Regions from separate parts of the Mus musculus genome. Here region 2 is linked to region 1. Evidence: chromatin loops called from intact Hi-C (ENCODE). Cell type or tissue: left cerebral cortex. All regions are shown on one strand.

What was found. Hi-C counts contacts between places; a loop is a spot of excess contacts. Peaks named below come from ENCODE experiments on the same cell type or tissue, not always from the same donor. Only the 100,000 strongest peaks of a DNase experiment are listed, where the experiment ranks them.
Region 2: a loop joins it to region 1, with 2.7 times the contacts of the local background. A loop is called at or near these places in 3 of 42 quality-filtered maps.

Annotation. Positions count from the first base shown.
Region 1 is chr10:17,723,049-17,725,548 of GRCm38, reverse strand. It overlaps Cited2 (Cbp/p300-interacting transactivator, with Glu/Asp-rich carboxy-terminal domain, 2), which reads right to left and starts at 2,321. Exons shown (of 2, transcript NM_010828.3): 1 at 2,090-2,321; 2 at 1-1,611. The coding sequence starts at 1,603. The coding sequence ends at 794. In left cerebral cortex, a CTCF peak has its summit at 1,106; DNase peaks (open chromatin) are centred at 294, 1,126, 1,448 and 2,394; H3K4me3 peaks cover 2,500 bases; H3K27ac peaks cover 2,369 bases.
Region 2 is chr10:17,034,218-17,036,717 of GRCm38, reverse strand. All of the region lies in intron 1 of Gm20125 (predicted gene, 20125), which reads left to right. Among named protein-coding and RNA genes, the nearest start is that of Gm20125, 60 kb to the left of the region's middle. In left cerebral cortex, no CTCF peak of the experiment used is centred here; DNase peaks (open chromatin) are centred at 718 and 1,561.

The DNA.
Region 1 (2,500 bases):
AGCTTTCAACACAGTAGTATCTTTTCATGTACTGAATATAACTATTAGCACAGTGTCAAAAATGTTGAAGACAGAAACAAAATAAAAATCTGTGAAATGTTTGCCACTGACGACATTCCACACCCTATTATTGTCTGTACATATGGGGGAGGGGAGACAGCCAACTTGAAAGTGAACGGTATGACTTTTCCTGATCCAGAACGGTTTGGCCCACATGTTTAATCTTCCAGTTTAGCATATTTGAAAACTTAAGTCTGTACTCGAATGCATAGTTAAAAAAAATGAAGCGAGATGGCAGTTTGTGCAGTAATATCTGCCCTTCAAAGATCATGCAGCCAACAAATGCAATGTTTCCTTTCACTCATGAATCTGAACGCAGCGCAGTCATTTGAAACCATCTACAAAATCCACAAGATTAAGCAGTTTGCCAAGCTTAATATCTAACAGTTGAGCACGGGAGAAAGTGAGGAAATAAAGGAGTAAAAACAAACAACAAAAAAGACCAAGTTAGCTAGATATTTCAACTACATAAGGGAGGTGAATGTCAAGGCTACAAAAAACGAAACAAGAATAGGAAAAAGTGGCAGCAATCTTTTTTTTTTTTAAACCAATTTGTACAAGTTTATAGTTTACTTTGTTTCCAGGTTCTCAACCCTTTCAGGATCTGAAAAGCGAGATACTGCGTCTAAGGGAATGTTTGTTTTTTTGTTTTTTTTTTAATTCACACCGAAGAAGTTGGGGGTGGGGGTGGGGTGGGGAGGGTGATTTCTTTCCGCCTGCGAGGTTAACCGAGTCAACAGCTGACTCTGCTGGGCTGCTGCTTGCACACGAAGTCCGTCATAAAATCAAACTCATTTTGGCCCAGCCAGAGTTCGGGCAGCTCCTTGATGCGGTCCAAACCCATTTCTATCACTAAGGACATAAGCACTTCCTCGTCGATGAAATCAGTGTCTATGACATTGGGCGGCAGCATTGCCGCGGGGACGTGAGCCACCGAGGCGGGCATGGTGCTGCCACCGCCGCTGCCGCCCGCGCTGCTGCCACCCGCGCCGCCCGAGGTGCCGCCGGAGCCGCCGGGGGTGCCGCTGCCACCCGCACCGCCAGGGGTGCTGCTGCCTCCGCTGTGCTTGGGGTTGCAATCTCGGAAGTGCTGGTTTGTCCCGTTCATCTGGTGGCCTGCAGTGGGGTGCAAATCCGGCATGTAGTGGTTGTGGGGGTAGGGGTGATGGTTGAAATACTGGTTGTTGAGCTTCTGCAGCTGCATGCTGGCCGGCAGGGAGCCTCCCTGGCTGGCCACCGGGGGACCCATGAACTGGGAGTTGTTAAACCTGGCGGCCGGGGCCAGAGCGCTCGGGGGGTGCCCCCCGTTCACAGTCCCCGGCCCCATGGCGTGCCTGATGCCGCTCGTGGCATTCATGTTGCCCGCGCCGTAGTGTATGTGCTCGCCCATGAGGGCGTTGAAGGCGTGCTGGGGCTGCTGCTGCTGGTGATGATGCGGGCTCGGGAACTGCCCCATGCCCATGCGGTGGGCAGGGTGGTGGTGCAGCCCGTTGGTGCCGTCGGGGAAGCGCCCGTGGTTCATGGCCATCATATGGTCTGCCATTTCCAGTCCTGAAAGCGAAACGAGCAGACGCTGAGACCCGCGCCACACGTGTCGCCCACCAGAGCGCACCCCACTTCTGTAGCCCCCCGTACCCGCGAGCACGTCTCAAGCTGCAGACCACCACCCCCGAGAGAGCCCACCAGCAGCCCGTGCACCCGAGCTCGCTACCTCGGCGGACCTGCTGCCTGCCGGACCCGCACAGCCTGGCGCTGAGCGACCTGCCCCTTCCCCTAGGATCCGGGAAAGTGTGGCGGGGGGAGGGGGACCGGAGCCCACACCCCCCTGGGTTCCCTGAAGTGGCCTAATAAAGGAAGTGCCCCGGAGCCGGGCCGCGAACTTCAGGCATTCAATCAGCCCTCCTCACCCTGTGGTTGCACATCCTGTTGTTATTCCCCAGCTCCGCCTCACGCTTGTCCCCGGAGCCAGCCCTGCCCTCGGAGGACTAGGCTGGCAGCAGCCCTGGCTAGCTTCGCCCGCCGCGCTCACCTTCCGTCTTTGCGATTTCTGCTCGGAACACCGAAGGCGGGCTCGTCGAGTCCAGGACCGGCTCAGCAGCACATAGAGGGACAGCCGATGGGCTGTGAGGCGCTCGCCGGTGCGAGGTTGGCGCCGAGGTCTTGCAGCAGCCGCTGGAGCAAATTCCGAGCCGTTCCCTTTTCTTTTCCTCCGCTGCCCTAGCCGCTCCGCAAGACCGCCAGGCAGCTGCCAACAATGAGCTGTGTTTCTCCGGGCTTTGGCCACTGTTAATATAAGGATCTCAGGAAGGGCGGAGCGACAGCCTCCCCGGCGGCAAGCGCAAACACACGGATCCCGGAACATCAGCACCCTGGATCGGGTCCTCTGCCGCGTCCGCGAGTCCGCGCTGCACGTGCGCAGCGGCTGCGCGCCCCGGCGCCG
Region 2 (2,500 bases), 690 kb after region 1:
ATGATGTATAATGATCTCTGGAAATATTCGTCTATTTTGGATATGGTAGCTATATCTTAGCACTAGTGTATTGTGGGTAACAAACAGGTATTAACTTTGGCTCCTACTGCAGAAATGACTCAAGCAGTTGAATGTATAGGATCAAGCATCTCATTCAAACTCACAAAGAGAAAATGCTATGCTTCAGGGAAAGGTGGCCAGGTACCATATCTTTGTTGACAACACATATTTCAAAGGTAAAAATCTAAGGTCCTTCCAAGTGTATGTGTAGGATTTCAGAGTTTCTTCACTTTAGGTGCTATAAAGAAAGGTAAATGTTTTACATACGAAATGTGCTACCTGTTGCCTTCAACACACATCTGCCATAGTTAACACATATATGAATGTGACCCAACACTTTTATAGAGGACTATTTCCTGTCACAATAACAAAAAGTTAGACAAGACCAGCACTGTGTAATGTCAACACCATTTGCTCTTCCTGCATGAACTCTGAGAACTCCTACTTAGAGTTATTGACCAGAATAAGTAGCTAGTTGGATAACCCAGGTTCAATAGTTTTGTGGCGTGTTGAGGCTGTGCCTTGTTTGGATTAATTTTGCTAATCTGTCATCACATAGTAACTGAAGCTGTGCATCATGGTGTTTTCTATAATGTTATGTAAAATCTCGGATGTGGAAGAAGCAGAGATTTTCCCATCTGCCCACATTTGAGATGTGTGGGAGCAAATGCCAAGACGTATATATCTATTAGAGGATTAAAAAAAAGTAACAAAACATGTGGTCATATTGTTAAATGTATTCTGGGGCTATGGTATTTTTTTTTACAAGCGTAGCCTTATCATTGAGCAAACCTTTGGATCTGATTTTTGAAGCAGAGATGAAGTTTTCTGTTACATAGGAAGAAAACCACTGTGGGAAGTCAACTTTATTGTCCACAAAATCAAAGCAATAAAATTCAAAAAGTGTTTTCTTTTCTTGAGTTGTTAAAATTCATAACTTCCAAAAACAGCACATTTTTTATTTTTCTCCTCTCAGAGTTCACCAAGTAAGACAGACTGTGCTGGGCCATTACTGTTCTCATCAGTTTAGATTTATATGATGCATACACCCAAGTGAACATCTGGACAGTTAGTGAATACATTTCATTTGAAGGTCCTTGTAGCATGTCTTTTTTTCCCCTGTATATAGAACACCCCTTTGGAAAACAACATAAATAGGAAGATAACATTCAGCTCAAGAGAAATATTTTTAAAAGTAAGAATTACTAGAAACAGGATTATTGAGAAATTTTATTACACACAATAAAGGTATAAGCAGGATCATAAAGCACCCTAAGGATATAAAATGTGCTGACAATTTGGGCTTTATCTTGCATCCAGGAAGACAGTGAACTTGAACTCATTTGTGACTTCCAAGGCAACTAGCTGTAACCACAGTGTCTAGTGCCTCTCAGGCCCCAGAGGATATTTTTCAGCCTGGATAAGTATTTCATAGAGACATTTAAGCCAGGCGCTTTATGTAGTAGGATTGGTGATTCAGTGTATGGCATTTAACAGTGTGAGTCAGAATTAAATGGATGTCTCACTATTATAGTTGTGGAGCTAATGGAAGGGCCACCTCTCAGATGAGTCATTGAACACAGATCCTGCTCTGGGCCACTTACTAAAGCTTGTGCAATCATTTTCCCAACAGCGAAGATGATAACCTTGATGTTCTGCCCTTTGCAAGTTCAGATGATCAAGCTGCTCATCTCTGTGTTCCCCAAAATAGATCTGAGCTTCAAAACCACCCTTTGTCATCATTCATTATTCCTTCTTCCTTCCATGCTACGTCTTTATTCATTGCATGTAAAGATGCAATTACAGTGTTTTAACTCTTAATGCACTCGGGCATGAGTAAACTGCCCTTGGATTTATAACCCCACTTTGCTCCAAAAATATTTGAGGAAGCTTATAAAAGACACATGCCTGCTACAACTATCAAAGCAAGGACAAATGAATGTGATTATAAGCTATGTTAGGTCGAGAATGAATTTAGAGGCTAAAGATAGCTTCGGAAACTGAGCCTCTCTGAACTTCCTGATGTATCCTTTGGCTTGCTTTTTAAAGGTCAGTGTGTTATTTAGCATTTTTCATGTAGAATAAAAGCTAATGAAGGAAGCTAGCACCATTATTGAACATAGTTTATCAACCAGATTGAAAGTTTATTATTTTTATTGTTATTATTACCATTATTATAATTATTTGGCAGTTAATCAGAGTGGCATATGAGAGCTGATAAACAAGATAAGCCATCAAAGGACAGAAAACCAAACATTTGTCCTCGTTTTTAACTAGGTCACTGGTCAGCAGGGTGAAATGAATTATGTATTTCATGGGGTCTTACTGGGAAAACATAAGAGAACGGATGTTAATAGAATCTTAGTATTACTACGAGTATGGAAAAAATGTAGCTATTAGTACATGTATGGCCTGATATTTCTCTGAGGAATTGTAAAAT